Regions from separate parts of the Homo sapiens genome. Here region 1 is linked to region 2. Evidence: chromatin loops called from intact Hi-C (ENCODE). Cell type or tissue: Calu3. All regions are shown on one strand. Links, peaks and the distances in the headings refer to the core of each region. The heading gives the core; the rest is flanking DNA.

Evidence for each region. Peaks named below come from ENCODE experiments on the same cell type or tissue, not always from the same donor. Only the 100,000 strongest peaks of a DNase experiment are listed, where the experiment ranks them.
Region 1: it touches region 2 in a loop (5-fold over the local background); 5 of 110 quality-filtered maps call a loop at or near these places.

The regions. Positions count from the first base shown.
Region 1 is chr3:167,342,166-167,350,636 of GRCh38, reverse strand. It overlaps ZBBX (zinc finger B-box domain containing), which reads left to right. Exons shown (of 22, transcript NM_001199201.2): 9 at 122-217. Among named protein-coding and RNA genes, the nearest start is that of ZBBX, 34 kb to the left of the region's middle. In Calu3, for the core only: no CTCF peak of the experiment used is centred there; no DNase peak of the experiment used is centred there.
Region 2 is chr3:167,097,813-167,106,283 of GRCh38, reverse strand. It overlaps LOC105374196 (a long non-coding RNA gene), which reads left to right and starts at 6,080. Exons shown (of 3, transcript XR_001741011.2): 1 at 6,080-6,341; 2 at 6,696-6,876. In Calu3, for the core only: no CTCF peak of the experiment used is centred there; a DNase peak (open chromatin) is centred at 4,023.

The DNA of each region.
Region 1 (8,471 bases), core at 396-8,395, 240 kb before region 2:
ATGATATAGGTATTTAATTAGAGAAATAAATATTAAAAAACAAGACATCTTTATGCAAACACTTTCTAAAAATCATACTATTTTATAAGATTGTATAATTTTTTAAAAAATATCTTTTTAGGTATGCCTTGAATGTGGAGAAGATTATTGTTCAGGATGCTTTGCTAAAGTTCACCAGAAAGGGGCACTAAAGCTCCACAGAACAACTCTTTTGCAGGTATGGCTTTCTAAAATGATTTACTTGTAGTGTGTTTATAAAATGTTTCCACATAAAGACATTTAAAATGTCTTTAGTTATCTAGAACTCAGGATGATTTACGCTAATTTCTAAAATTCTATTATATACAGACAATCCTGATGCATATTTTTAAATTATTTTATTGAATACTAATCTAGACTCTATTTTACTATTTAAACTGTTTTAACGTAGTTGCAGAAACAGCTTAGAGTCTTCAGATTATGTATTCTGACTGTGAACTTGACACTTAAAAATTAGAAAATATTTTATCTATTGTGATTTCAAATGAACACATAGGTTATTTTAAATATTATTTCTATAGTTTTTAGGTATAAATCTCTTATGTTTTCAAGTTTATTTAAAAATTAGTTCTTATTTATCTTTGCCCATTATTATTTAGGAACGCTTATCTCTCAGGTTTCTATTTTTCCTTCTGTACATATAAGGACCTTTTGTTTATCCTTATATAATCATTGATTTTGGAAATGCCTAAACTCAAACCCTGTCAAGTGGCTTTAAGATTCTAATACTTAAACTATAAATAGAATTAGATATAGACATGGCATTACACTAGTTACAGTTAATGATGCATTGCTTTGTCATAGATTTTATTCATTTTATAGTAATTTATTCAACAAATATTTATTGAGTACTTTCTAGAAGGCAGGGTATGTGCTAGGCTGTGACCTTATAGAGATGAATAATGGTAGGATCCTACTCCTAATTAGTTAAGGGTTTTAATATTATCTGTAGGCAAAGGAATAGAGATAATCAGATCTGTGTTTAGAAAGATTACTGGTAGATTTCAATCTTTGCGTTTACCTGAACATGCTAATAAATATCAGTAGCCATCAAGGGTGCTGATGACCCAAATAATGATAACCACAAAATGTAAAATATACCTAACTAATATTCACCAAAGTCAGTGACTTTTGAGTGACCACTCAATGTTTAGCGCTTCTGGGCAGAAAGGATGCAGGGAGAAAAAAACAAAAACCAACCTGCTACTTCTCTCTCTCATGGTATTACAATCAGATAGTCATAAGAAATGAAAATTAATTGATACAGAAGTGAGTCTAATTGTTAATATATGAATAATATAGAATTTAACAAAAGGCATTCTACTTTGTAGATAAATACTGTAACAAAATTATCACAGATGAGTTCATATTAGGAATTTTTCATTCAATGATTTATTGAGCACATTTTCTGAGTTATCACTCAGTGACGTTAAGCCCTGTGCTAGCTGTTGTAGGAGATACAAAGAACAATGAGACATGGCTCCATTTCTTCAGTATCTGAGCTTCAAGATTTATCCAAATTTGATTTTCTTCTTCTTGCTCTCTCTCCCTCCCTGTCTTCTCCTCTCCCTCCCACATAATTTCAAAAGATAGACTTTGCTGTGATATGGCTTATTGTGATCCAGATGCAGATACGACACCAGTCAAATAATTACTGAAAGCAACATGGCATACAGTATGCTTTCTAAACGTTGAGCATTATTTTGTTTTGTTAATATTATTAAAGTGTATGTATCCTGTATCTTAACAGAAGAAAGTGATCATTGTAGGTTGGAAATTTGTAAAATTCCAAATGTAGATTGGATTAAATTAGTGAGAAAATATCTACCGAATATACACTTCATATATATATAGTATGTTTACTGTTTCTTTTGTATAACTTCCTTCGGGTTACATAGTTCTTTTGCACAGAACATGTATGGCAATCTACAGACTCTCTCTACTCCCTTTCTATCTTTATTGAGCCATAATTGACAAATAAAAAATGTGTACAATTAAGGTGCATAATTTGATGTTTTGACATATATATAGATACACATTTTGAAATAGTCTCCAAATTCAACATAATGAATGTTTCTATCACTTCACATTACATCACAATTTCCTCTCTTTCTTTCCTTCTCTCTCTTTCTTTCTTTCCTCTTTCTCTCCTTCTCTCTCTTTCTCTCTCCCTCTTCTCTTTCTCTCTCTCCTCTCCCTCCCTCCTTCTTCTTTTCTTTTCTTTTTTTTCTTTCTTTCTTTCTTTCTTTCTTTCTTTCTTTCTTTCTTTCTTTCTTTCTTTCTCTTTCTTTCTCTCTTTCTTCTTTCCTTCCTTCCTTCCTTCCTTCCTTCCTTCCCTTCCACCCTCCCTCCCTCCCTTCCTTCCCTCCTCCCTCCCTTGCTTCCTTCCTTCCTTCCTTCTTTCATCTTTCCTTCTTTTTCTCTCTTTCTCTCTTTCCTTCTTTCATGGTAAGAACACTTAAGATACTGCCAGCATCACATTCTTTGGTTTTGATTGCAGAGGAGGGAAGGTTGGTAAGCCACAAATAGTAAAATGGTATTTAAGTTCCTAATAAATCTCATTGTAGAATATACATTTATCTCTAAAAGTTAGCATACATGGATTACATAATATGTACACAAATCAAAGAGCTTGGCAAGGAACTATGATTCTTTTAAAGGTTTCTTCAAATATTGGGATTCTTTTATGTATATAAATTTAAAGTTAAATACAATAAAGAACTATGTCTCTTCCTTGTTCATGTTACTCCTTTATGTTTCCACACCATCTGTGGAGACCAAAGTTGCTACTTGGTGCTGCTGTTGGGGAGAGTCCTAGGAAGTGTATTGTCTACTAGGGAAGTGGAATTGTGAGGTTGGCACTTAGCAAAGAGCATACACAGACTTCCTGTGCTGGGAGCTAAACCTATAATGATGTTATTCTCTTTTTTATAACATTATTTCACCTAACGGAATTACTAAGGAATAAAGTACTTTGAAGGAGACAGCTTTTTTGTTCAGCTAATTCTTAAAGCGAATTTGTCCCTTTATTCATAAAACAAAAATTTTAAATGAAAAGTTTTTAAAAAAAATTTGGATTCTGCATGTATGTGGTTTCATGTAGTATTTTTCTTTCTGTGTCTGGCTTATTTCATTTACTGTAATGTCCTCCAGGTTTATCTATGCTGTCATAGTTAAACATATCTTCTTTTTAAAGGCTGAATAATATTCCATTTTTTATACATAGGTGCTTTTAGTACTAAAAAGAAGCAACTGTGTGAGGTGATGGATATGTTAATATGCTCAATGGTAGTTATCATTTTACATGTATATGTATGTCATGTGCATGTACATGCATACCAAAACATCATGTACATGTTTGTATACTTTAAATATATACAATAATAAATAAATTAGATAGATGTTTTTTGAAAGAAACTATTTCAAATTGTACTACGTACTCCCTCCTGTAAATAGAGCACAGTGAACAGTTTCACTATGTGTGAGTGACTCATGCCTGTTATAATAACCACCTTTATTATAAGAAATAGAATAAGAAAGAGGCCTCAAATAGCTGATATAGTGTTTATGATGATATATTCCCCCTCAGAAATTCACTATTCTGATTAGTACTTAATTTTTCTCCTTTATTCTGGTCTTGCCCATTCTCTGTCATCATTTCTTGATTTTAATCAATTGTCTTGTAGCTCTCTGCCATTTTCTTTCTATCTCTAGTCTCTGTTTAACCTTTCACTTCTTTTTTCAGTCAACATGCTTTTTTGTCTTATTGTTTTTATCATTTTCCTATGCATAAAGTTTTTGTTGTTGTTGTTGTGCTTTGGCTTTGATGGCCATTTGGTCAGATATCTCTTTTTCTTAGCTCTCACTAACCAATCTTGTAGTGGTTTTTGTTTTTTATTGTTAACCATTAAAGTCATAAGGCTTTGTTGACTGCTGAATCCATTCCTAATTTGAGAAGTTAGGGAAGACATCCGACAGATGAATATTAAGCATTGCTATATAAAAAGCAAGTATTCTAGGCTGACGGTGATTACACTTTATATTCTTTAACCTGTGCTGTCATTTGTGGTTAATATAAAGTGTAGCCAAATTTGATAGTTGTAAACTGTTTCAGCCTTTATCCAACAGCCCAGTAGGTCCTGTGAGTTTAGTCAGTATGGATCATTTTGTATCAGCATACCTTGTTTTACTTACGATCTCTGAAAAATTGAAGGCAAATATTTACATGTTGACTAGTGTTGTAATTTCAAAGGGCCTTTCCTTTGATTTATGATTGATTTGTACTTGGCAGTGATTCAAAACACTTCAAGTTTCTTTGCCTTTTCCAACCTCTGTTAAATATTTAATTAACTGAAAAATGAGGCATAAATGCATGAGAGGCAATTATTAAGGATTAAAATTTTACTTCTACATGTAGAAAGATTGTCAACACTAAGGGTTGAAACAAAAGTTATTTTCAGATGAGAAATGAGGTCTTAATATATCAGGCATTCCTATTTCCTTTTAGCAACGTAAGATCAGACAGAAGAGACAATGTTAATTAGAGAGAATAGAAGATGAGGGAAAACAAACAAAAAGCATTCTATTTGTGAAGTATGACATGCACAAGGGGGGTTAGTTTAAGTAAATTATTAATAGATTATGGTAAATACATTTTCTTAATTGGAATGGAAATTTTCTTAACTGAAAAGGAGAAACCTTGGGAAGGTGGGTGGTATTAATGAAAGAAAAGATAATTGAGGTAGAATTTCCATGCAGTTTTGGTTACTGTAGCCTTGTAGTGTAGCTTGAAGTCAGGTAGCGTGATGCCTCCAGCTTTGTTCTTTTTGCTTAGGATTGTCTTGGTTATATGGGCTCTTTCTTGGTTCCATATGAAATTTAAAGTAGTTTTTTCTAGTTATGTGAAGAAAGTCAATAATGGTAGCTTGATGGGAGACCACAGAAGGGGCAGAGTTGAGAAACGCAGTTCCTTCTCTCAGAGTTACCAATAAGATTGAAATATGTGGATGACAAGTAAATGTTCTCCCAAAAAAGGAATTATCATAAAGTCACATGATTTTAGAGTCCAGGTATGTAAATATTTTGAAAAAATGTATGAATTTTCTATTTGTAAGTATTAATGTTATACTTAAGAAAAATAAAATATTTTAAATGTATGTGAACAATTGAGTATTGTCATATTTTTAACTTATTTCTTAAATATGAATAATGCATATTCCTTATACTACAAGTGCATGTTCATTCCCTTCAATGATTGTTATCACCTGGCATTTCTTCTATCAAAAGATTTTAAAAACCATGTTGCTATCGACTATCATATCTTCTGATAAATTTTAGGACCTTGTGAGAAGGACTCTTTTTTGTCTTGTTCATCACTGTATCCTCAGTGCTTAACATTGTACCTGTGCTGTATAAATCAATTTTTTAACAAATAGAAATGTGAATGAGTCCTTAGTGGTTTGATTAAGCTCCTGAAATAGCGTAAAACTGTATTTTAGGGCAAAATTTATTTTTCTCTGAATTTTGAAAGCAAGGGAATTTTTAACCAAGGATTGGATAATTAAAAGGATTTATGGTATGTTAAGTTGTTATATCAGTGAAGGGTTAACAAAAGCTTTTCCTCCTAAATGTGAGCATTTGACCTTTAATTAACTTTCTCGCCCTTTCCCTGGGAAACAGATAAAGGTAGTCATGTCAACTACATTCCTAGGCAACATACTTATGGTAAGTGTAACCTCTACTTGGCAAATTACATCTAAACAAGGAGAACTATACATACTTGAAGGAAGATATAGCTCCCTGAGTGCAGTGGGCTTTGTAACTGAAACATTCCACTATGGAACTAGCTCTGGAGCTATGAGGTGGGGATTGGCTCTGGTGGAAAGTAAGGTTTCTAAATCAGGTGTATTCCTTATCTACCTGAACTGTACTTCTGCTTGAACTCCTGCAAGAATACCACCAAAAAGGAACAGCTGATGCTGTCCTGCTGGCAAACTGTTATTCCTGTCCTCATCCTTCTGAATAGACTGATGCCAAGAGGATTTGATAGCAGTCTTGAGATTTTAAAGGTTTAGTTAACACAGGCAGACTCTGGTGAGCATGGCATTTAAGTCCTTGATGAGTCAGAATTTGAAACATAGAATGTTGGGATAGCCAAAAGACAAATGAAAAACACTTGTCCAGGAATCATTGACAAAAAGTTTTTAAGAACAGCATTATTGCGATATAATTCATATACCACACAATTCATTCATTTGAAGTGCACAATTCAATGAATTTTAGTATGGTTACTGCTAAGTGAAACTATTAGCATAATTGACTTTAGAACATTTTTGTCACCTCAAAAAGAAACCCCATACCCTTTTGCTCCATCCTCCTCCTATCTCCCTATATTCTCGGGACCAATACTCCTTTCTCTCTCTCTAGATTAGCCTATTCTGGACATTTCATATAAATAGAATCATGTCATATGTGGCCTTTTATGAGTGGCTTCTTTTACTTGCATAACGTTTTCAATGTTCATCCATGTTGTGCCATCTATCAGCATTTCATTTATTTTTAAGGTTGAATAACATTTCATTGTTTGATATAGCATATTTTGTTTATTCATTCATCATTTGATGGATATTCGGGTTGTTTCCACCTTTTGGCTATTATAAGTAATGCTGCCATGAACATTTGTGTACAAGTTTTTTGTGGCCATATGTTTTTAGTTATCTTGGCTAGATACCTACTGGTGGAATTGCTGGGTCATATGGTAACTCCATTTTTAATTGTTTGAGGAACTGCAAGACTGTTTTTCAAAGTGGCTGCAGTATATTGCATTCCAATCAGCCATGTACAAGAGTTCTGATTTCTCTACCTCCTAGCCACCACTTGTTATTATCTGACTTTTTGGTCTAACATCCTAGTAATATGAAGCAGTAGCACATCGTGGTTTGGTTTGCATTTTGATGACTAATGATGTCAAACATCTTTTCATGTGCTTGGTGGCCATTTGTATATCTTCCTGGGATAAATTTTGACAAGAATTTTTCGAAGACCTGGATGTGGGACAGTTCAGTAGCCTGCACTTTAGTGAAGTTATATCTGTGCTAATTACTTTTAGATGCCAGTTCTAAGAAAAGCTAGGGAAGGGGAAATAAAGACAATTGAAAGGGGTAGGGAGAATGGAAATTAGAGTTAATGAAGAGTTGGGAGAATGTAAGTGGCTTAGTGAGTATATTACAGCAGCAAATGACAGAGCAACTGACACAGTAGAGAGGGTAGTGGCAGTACAGGGGCTTAACCCAGAGATGGCATGAATCAACCTTAAAGGGAGAGGTGAGTATTTCTGTGATGTTTATGCTGAGGAAATTTTGAAAGATCATATTTATATATGCAAGCTCAGAAGCTTGCAGGGCTATTGTGAAAATCACATTAAATGCCAACAATTATAAAAATATTCTGCTCATAGAAGGTGCTCCATCCATTAGGTTTTATCAGTCAGGATACAGTATTAGTAGAAATTCAATCCCATTCCTATATTATCTACATTTAAAGCCCAGAAAACAATGTAATATTAATGATGAGTCCAAAGGATTAACAAAAAGATTAATTTTGTGTTGAGGGCTGTTTTCTTTTTTATTACAGCTCTATTGAGGTATAATTGGTAGATAAAAACTGCACATCTTTAATGTACACAATTTGATGGATTTGGACATGTACATATACCCATTATATCATCACCAGAATAATGGTAATACATCCATCCATCACCTCCAAAAGTTTCCTGTGTCCCTTGTTGTTTTTTTTTTTTTGTGGTAATAACACTTACCATGGACCAGAAAGATATTATGATAATTGAAATAAGTAAGTTACAGAAGGACAAATACTACATAACTCTGCTTATATGAGATATTTTAAACAGTCAAATTTATAGAAGCAGAAATTAGAATAGTGGTAGTTAGTGGATAGGGAAAATAGATATTGTTCAATGGGTAGAAAGTTAAAGTTAGCAATATAAATGAGTTCTGGGTACCTGTTGTACAACATGGTACCTACGGTTAATAATACAGATGGATGCATGTAGGGGTGTTTTTTTAAAAGCATTATGGTTACACATATTTTGGAATGGTTTTGTATTTTAAAAACCCATACAGTAAAAGTTTTAGAGCTCAATTTATCAGAGTATATATAAAAATACAGTCTTCCAATTTATTCACACATAGAGGATAATAGAATCTCAATTTTGGAGGGGACCATAAAGATCATTAGTCTAACCCACTGTCTGAACCTTTAGTCAATCATGTTGATGCAGAATATTTGAGGGACTTTTGTAATTTGCAGGTGCTACCTATGTTATCTCATGATTTCTTTCATGGAACCTGACAAATTTTTACAGTAGTTTGTTTGCTATATGTTATGTTCATTGGTCTTTATGGGATACCAAT
Region 2 (8,471 bases), core at 203-8,202:
ACTTACTCCCAGGGCAAAACCCATATCCATTTTATTAAAAGTCATGGGTTTTATTTATTTATTTCTTTGTTGTAAAGCAAAACAAATGTCAAAGTGTAATTAGAAGTGACTTTTCAAGAATGGGTCCTGAGTGCCATTCAAAGAAACTTGTATTAGATGGAGAATCATTTCATCTGAGTCTCAGACCCTAGCTCTGGACATCTAACCAAAGGCAATTAAGTTATTTGTTGGATATATAAGGCTTAGAGGGAGATAGATTCAGGGCTGCAAATATAGAAAGTAATGCTTTCTAATACACTTGGAATTTCACATCAGGTTCTAAAGCAGTGAACTGGTTCTTGAATTCAACCCATGGAAAGAATGTCAAAGACTTAAATTCCTCATATGTAGTAGTAGGTGGTAAGGAGACGGATCTAGGTTGAAATGCCAGATCCCTCACTTAGTAGCTGGGTAAGTTTGCACATAAAAAAATCTCTTTGTGTCTTACTAATTTTATTTGAAAATGAGAATATTTCTATATACCTCGCATGGTAGATAGTAGAGCAAAATAACATAGGGAAAGCACCTGGTACATGGTAAGTTCTACATATTCATTAACCTTTGTATTTTAAAATCACTATTATTTGGAGAAATATATTAATAAGCATGTAATTTTGTTGTTTTCTTCTTTTGTTTACTCTGTTTTTGAGCTAATACAAAATATTGTATCCTTAAATCTGACTCACATGAATCAAAATTCTTCCCTGTTATTAAAGGCAATTGGTTTGTTGAAGGAAAATTGGCAGTTGTCCACGACATTGAAGGCAGTTCCCTAAGTTCTTCCTCCTGCAGTGGACATGCTCTTCCTGGCCAAGAGTTGACATGTCTTCGAGAGATTATTCCCTCACACAGCAGGAGAATTTTAGTTATCTCCATTTTATGCCACAGCTTATGTAACATTGTCCATGGAGCAAAGCTTTATTTATGAAGCTAAGCTTTATAAATCTATAGATTCTAGTTTTATTGACTATAAGGGATCCTAAGCCAGAGCCATCCTGTAAAGAACATTCCATGGATAAAGATCTTTCTGTTAGTCAATATTATTATTCTATTTACCTAGAACTCTGAAAAATTGTTGACAAGAACCAACTAAACAGATAGGATGTGTTTTGAGGATAATTAAAATAAAGGTCTTGGAATATAATACTTCTAGGTCTTTTTGTATTTACAAAAATTTTGGTAGGTTATATATAAAAACTATTTTTTAAACAATAGAAATATCAAAGTATAATACACTGTGCACGTATCAGCTCAGTTATCAGCTCACTTTGATTTCCAGAGTTTTGTGCTAAATAAAAATGTACCTATTCTACAACAAAAGAAATCATATGTTTTTATGCATATAAACCATAATTCTTTCAATGTATTTAAAGAGTACAGAAATATATCAAAGTACAAATATTTCTTAATTTAATTCCCAGAGATAGACATAATTAAAATTTACAGTGCATTTTTCTAGATGATTTTCTTTTTAAAAAAACTTTTATTTTTGTTACATAGGTAAACTTGTGTCATGGTTTTTTTTTTTTTTTTTTGGACAGATTACTTGGTAACCCAGGTTATAAGTCTAGTCTCCATTAGTAATTTTTCTTGATTCTCTCCCTCCTCTCACCCCCCACCCTCTGATAGGCCCTAGTGTGTGTTGTTCCCCTCTATGTGTCCATGTGTTCTGACCATTTGAATCCTACTTATAAGCGAGAACATGTGGTATTTGGTTTTCTGTTCCTGTGTTAGTTTGCTGAGGATAATGGCTTCTAGCTCCATCCATGTCCCTGCAAAGGACATAATCTCATTTCTTTTAAAGGTTTCATAGCATTCCATGGTGTATATGTCATACATTTTCTTTATCCAATCTACCACTGATGGGCATTTGAGTTGATTCCATGTCTTTGCTATTGTGAATAGTGCTGCAATGAATATGAGCATGCATATATCTTTATAACAGAACAATTTATACTCATTTGGCTTCATGCCTAGTAATGGGATTGCTGAATCAAATGGTGATTCTGTCTTTATATCTTTGAGGAATTGCCACACTGTCTTCCGTAATGGTTGAACTAATTTACACTCCCACCAACAGCGTGTAAGTGTTCCTTTTCTCCACAACCTCACCAGCATCTGTTATTTTTTTGCCTTTTTAATAATAACCATTCTGACTGCTGTGAGATATCTCATTGTGGTTTTGATTCGCATTTCTCTAATAATCAGTGTTGTTGAGCCTTTTTTCATATGATTGTTGGCTGCATGTTTTGAAAAGGGTCTAGACTATTTTCTACATATAGATGCAGATATGTACAATCTCTCACTCCTTCTCTGTATACCTATATATTTATATAAATATAATCATATTATGATTGCAAATGTGCAACGTGCATTTTTCCTCCTAAACAGTACTTCATAATCATCCTTCTTTATCAATATACATAATTTTAATGGCCACCTATTTTAAGTTTATTTTTAATAGTAGACTTAAGAAGACAAAATGTCTTGACTAAATTTTTAGAGCTCAATATTTCTTCCAATTTTCAATATATTAATAATTTATATTAAAAATTGCATTTTTACTATAGAAATGGTACGAGACATGTTCTACCATAACTTATCAATGGCAAAATTGTTGTGATGTTATACCCACCGTACATTTCATATAAATGATAATAGTAGCTAATAGTTATCAAGAACAGCCTATATTGTTTGCCAGATGATAATACAATCTTCATGCATATTACCACATTTAATATTCACAAGATTATAATAAAATAAGTACTGCTAATGTTTTCAATATATAAGAAAAGTTTAACATCTTATGCAAGATCAAACAAATTGTTAAAGATCGGAATGAATCCAAAGCCAAAATGTCAAGACTATGATAAAGATCATGAAAATCTGAGCACTTCCAAACTATATTGTGACAGAAAGTTAAGTTTGAATTCTTCCCTTTACCAAAGTCTTCAAGCATATGGTGATGAGTACTTACAGCCCTGGTTTCTCCTGGGAGAGGAAGACTTCAGCCTCTCCCTTTTAATCATCTTTCTTGGGGTAGAGCAGGAAAGAGGGAGAGGGGAGCTCTTGTTAGGAAGCAAGGCCCATTTTCATTCAATTCTAAGGAGTGCTGTGGCTGCTTATGTCTCAACCAAACAAATTGCAAACATTTTTATTATTTTTACCTCTGTATATAAAGCAGCAAGGTCATTGTAACTTTGGGAAACATTTTACTAAGCTTTGAGGACCCTTTGACTCAGCAGCCAGAGCCACACTGCTTCATAGGGAGGACTCCAGGGCTTGTACCTTTTGGCTGACTTGGACTTCACTTGCACAGTGTTTTTTTTGTTTTGTTTTGTTTTGTTTTGTTTTAACGCAACCTACTTTATACTGGTGCATTTTTTTTCCCTATTGTTGTGAGAATATCTCTTAGATTATTGCCTGCTCTTAGCATAAGGGCAAGGGAAGTTTTCCAGGGCAGTGGGACTGACAGCAAACATTTCTCTAGATTTCTTTGAGTTGGTTTCTCATTCTCTAGTGACTTATTTTCATCCCTAATTAAGCCAATCCGGGGCAATAAAAGTTCAAATACTATTCAATGCATAATCTATGGTTTACTATGAGGGTTCTTCTCTTGTAAATCTGAGAGCCAAAACTTCCTTAGAACAGTCAATATCCATTGAAAAAGTCTCCAAAAACTTTTACTGTCTTCTTCAAATGGATTGAAATTAGCATGATAGACTGCATGAGTGACTGAACCCTAAAATGGCCTAGCTGTTGCCTTCTTTATTCAAAGACATTACATTCTCCACTCTCTCATCTCCCTAGAAAATCAATCAAAGTTCTCATAATTCACCTGGTTTCAACCAATAGTCACAGATTTGCCTCCTTGCATACTAAGTGTAGGTGTGATTTTCTGTAACTGTAGCTAACTGGAGTTAGGAACTTCTGCCATGCAGTTACAAATCTTGAGGCCCCCTACCCTATTGGTGAGTACTGCCACCTGCAGGAGAGTTAACACATTTGGGACTCCAATTTGGCAGCTGTCTTTCACTGAACCCATTTACTTGTACTTGACCTACAACTGTCTCTCCAATTCTTCCTCTTTAACAAGGAATAAATTGGAAGATTATATTTGGCCTGGTTGGTCATACGGTTTGATCAACATATTCATTACCAGTTCACATGGGCTTGCCTCAAATCCCATTTATTGTCTTGAAGGTCCCTTATTTTTCTCTTCCAGATAGCCATGTGTTTGTCAGCTTCACATCCTTTTTAATATAACTACCAAGAAATGTAAAGGATCTGAGATTTTATTGTACTTCCAAGATAAGTTAGCCTACCTGTGGATGCTGGCAGAAAACAAGAGACGCCTGTGTCAGACACAAAAATCTTTATTTCTCTCAACAATATCAGTAGTCAACATATCAGCATTTTCTTGTTCCAGTCCCCTGGTGATATGAAGAGGAATAGATGATATCTGCTTACGCAGTGGTTTGAGGTGTAAGAGCTTAGGGAATCCAAATCATTTTTGAGCTTTGAGAACCAAAATCATTTATGGCAGCAAACCTGACTGCCTTTTGCTCCATAGGAGACATTAACATTATTATACTGGATAGTGAGTGTCTCTGACTTTTGCTCCAGAGGAAATACTACATCTATTTTCTGAGGGTGTTCACTATACAAAAATTTGTGGAAAAGTAAAAATATAGTCCAGAAAAAAAAAGAGCAGTAAGTCCCTCTACTCGCAAAACATTTCTCTACAGAAATACAAGAGAAAGATGAAAAATGGTCTCCTAACAGCGTCAGGTTAGCTGAACAGTTTGCCCAGGTAGAAATTTTGGATTATTTTATCTACCTGCAGTGTTTTTGAATTTAAAGTTTCATACAAATCAAACGGGGATGTTGTTTGAATGCCGATTGTGACAATAGATTGAGTTTGGGGCCAAGGATTCTGCCTTTTCAAGAAGCTCTCAGGTGTTCCTACTGCTTTGTGGACAAAACTTTAAATTGAAAGATTATAGTATGCACCAAAGTTCTGACATTTCAATCTCATAAACTATAGGTCACCATTGAGTCAAGGCTTCAATTAGCTAACCTTGTAGACTTTTAACACATTAAATCCTGACCCTTGGGTAATCCCACTGTTAGCAAGCTTTTTGTTTTTTCTTGCTTGGGCAGCTACCACTTTTAGCATCCAATGCCCCACACACACACTGTATACTCCTGCCTATACAGATTCATGAAGTCTCACATTTTTTTCTCACATAGGTTATCTCCTCTGGGGTTAAGCTTTGTACTTCTGTGTCTGGGCTATTTAGGAATCTGATTTCCATTATGGCTCTGGAGGCCTTGGGTCAACTGTCTTAAATGCAAACATTGAGTGATTTTTTTACTTCAGAAAATGCTGACTTCATCACAAAGTGAGGGTAGTATATCTATGTTCATTCACAAGGGAGCTTCAAGACGATTTAAAGATGATTTAAATTTCAAGATGATTAAATTTCAAGATGATTTAAAATTTCAGACTTTTATGTCTTATCTATGACTTCCCACATGTTTGTATTCATGTGGGAAGCATCATGGGATGAATCATGTGGGATTCATGTCTTAGCATCTCATTTATTTCCTGCCAGTGCCCTTAGCTGGTTGAATTGAATATTTAATTGACATTGCAACTCTAACCATTATAATCAGGCATTGGGCTTGGTTCTCAGCCATGTCAGCTTCCCAACTACAGGAAATAAAGGGCTTTTCAAAGCTCCTGAAGAAGCTTTCCAATTGTCCACTTTCATTCTCTGTTGGACAGTCAGACATCTCAAGTTCTCTGTTACCTCTTATACATTTTCCAGGAGTTCAAAAGTTAGATCATGACATCATCATTGGCATCTTTGTAATCAATATTTTAGTTATTTTTGTTGCAGTAGCAACTCAGTGCCACAGATATTTGATTTCATTACTTCTTGCATTCACTCTGCACTTCATTCCAAAAGTTACGGATTGAATGTGCTCCCCCACCACCCGTTTCATATATTGAAGTCCTAACTGTATTGGAGGATAGGGCCTGTGACTGTGTTTACAGATAGATCCTGTGAGGCAGTGAGTAAAGTTAAATGAGGCCATAAAGTCCTTAATCCATAGGTCTAATGTCGTTGTAAGAAGAGGAAGAGAAACCAGAGTTCTCTCTCCTGTGCATACCATCAAGGAAAGGTCATGTGAGCACGCAGTGAGAAGGTGGCCATCTGCAAACCAGGAAGAGAGCTTCACCAGAAACTGACCATGCTGGCATCTTGGTCTTGGACTTCCAAGCCTCAAGAGCTGTAAGAAAATTAATTCCTGTTGTTTAAACCACCCAGCTTATGGTATTTTATTATGGCAGCCTAAGCAGACCAAGACATAAAGCCACCACTAGTGGTAATTTGAATTATTATCATACTACCACCTGCCATGGATTATTCATTATTCATTTCCTTCTACCAGAAAGAATATCCCTTCACTCCGTGAACATATAAGCAACTCAATCCCAGAATTGCATTTTGACACTCTTTCCTGAGGCCAGTGATGGTTTCAATTATTCTATCAGTTAGCACTGTAAAAGATAATCAGATGTTAAACTCAAATTAGGTAATTTGAGAAGAATTTGATTAAAAGTCTATTTAATGTCATCTGCACAGGGCATTTGAGAACTCACAAGAGATGGTTCATGTCATTACTGGGGCTGAAGAAATAAGAAAAAAGAATGGTTATTGGAATCTGAAAACTGGGAGTGCCGAGTGGATAGAGCTGTGTAACAGGACCTGTGGCCTTAGGCAAGTGACTTAGCCGTGCCATGCCAACTCTGTTGGGAGAGTCAAGGTATTTCACATTTTTCCCTCCCTCAAATCTCATTATCGCTTGTTTGTCAAGCTTTTTTATCTTCCCCAAACAACTGTTTGCACGTTGATTATATTGGAACCCTTCCTTTATTCCAGGGATGGACACATATTTCAAATATGAAATTGCCTTTTTTGTTCATTTTTTTTTCAATGTAACCATTTATGAGCTTTCATATACCTTAACTTTCAGTTTGGATCTCATCTACAGATAAATTACCTGATAGAACTTAGTATGATCCCTGTGTTATGGATACATGTTTTCTGGTGGAAGGACAAGAGTGGAAGCAAAAGGACAAAGGAGATCAACTGGGTAGAATAACTCATCGATCCCACCAGGCCTCCTTCCACCATTCTCCATCCTACTTTCTACTCTGACAGGCAGACTTATATGGAAAAAAGGGAGAGAGTATTACTGGAGTCTTTACACCCCTGACTTCCTTTCTGCTGGGTTGCTATAGCCTGACTTCCATTCTGGACAGAAGATCAGAGCTTTCTGTGAACCAATCCTTTTCACACAGAGCTCTCTGCTTCTGGGATTAGCTAACTGCCCCTTCATATCCAGGGTAGATAATCATACCCCAATTTTTATTAGTCCTGCATTACTCTTTCTTTTATGTTTTTCTATACCCTTGCCACACTTTGGTAAATAGTTCCTTTATCAAATTGTCTCTGATTGTCCAATTTGAGTGTGCCATCTGTTTCCTGTTAGGGCTCTGAGGATACGTCCTCTGTGCTGTATTGGCTTTCTGGTTCATTTGGTTCTCTCAGCAGCCCTGAGAAATATGTTGTTATAACACTTTAAAGGTAAGGATACAAAGGTTTTAAAAGCTTGGCATATTTTGTACCAGCTTCTTCTGAATTAGCTTCTTCTGAATTATTATTTTAACAAGTTGAAATCACATAGCACAAATTACAATTTTTAATCTTATTTTTTCTTTGCTTATGTCATGAAGTTTTCTTTATAAATATAACTCCAAGGGCTACATAAAAATTCATTTTGTGGGAGAGACTTAATTTACCAAACTGATTCTCTTATGCTAAAGATTTGGGTCATTTTATCTTTTTCACTATTCTGGTGATGAACATTTTTTGGGGGGTAGCACAATCTAAACTTATTTCCTTATTCATATATACGTATATGTATCTATATATTCAATTTTGAATACTCAAAATCACAGTGTATATAAGTTATATTGCAGAGGGAGCTTCTGACTCTTTCTTTGGCTCAAATGTTTCTTTTTAAACTCTGCTGAAAATATAGGGACAATATTACTGATTCCACACAACGAGTTTGCTTCTAGAATAAATTTCCTGGAGCTGACTCTTATTAGTTTATTTTGAGCAGATTAGCAACAGTGCTAATAATAAGGCCTTATATTTAAACAGTGCTATAGAGCTTACAAAGCAAATCTTATATGGCCAACTAAACTGGCCTGTGTACTACGCTAGACATAAACATGCAAATAATAGCAAATACCCATGTGGGCCACATCTAATTCCAGAGTTTCCAATTTGCTAATTCATGTTAGTTTCATTTTCCCATTTTACAGATGAGAACATTGTATCTTAAAGAAA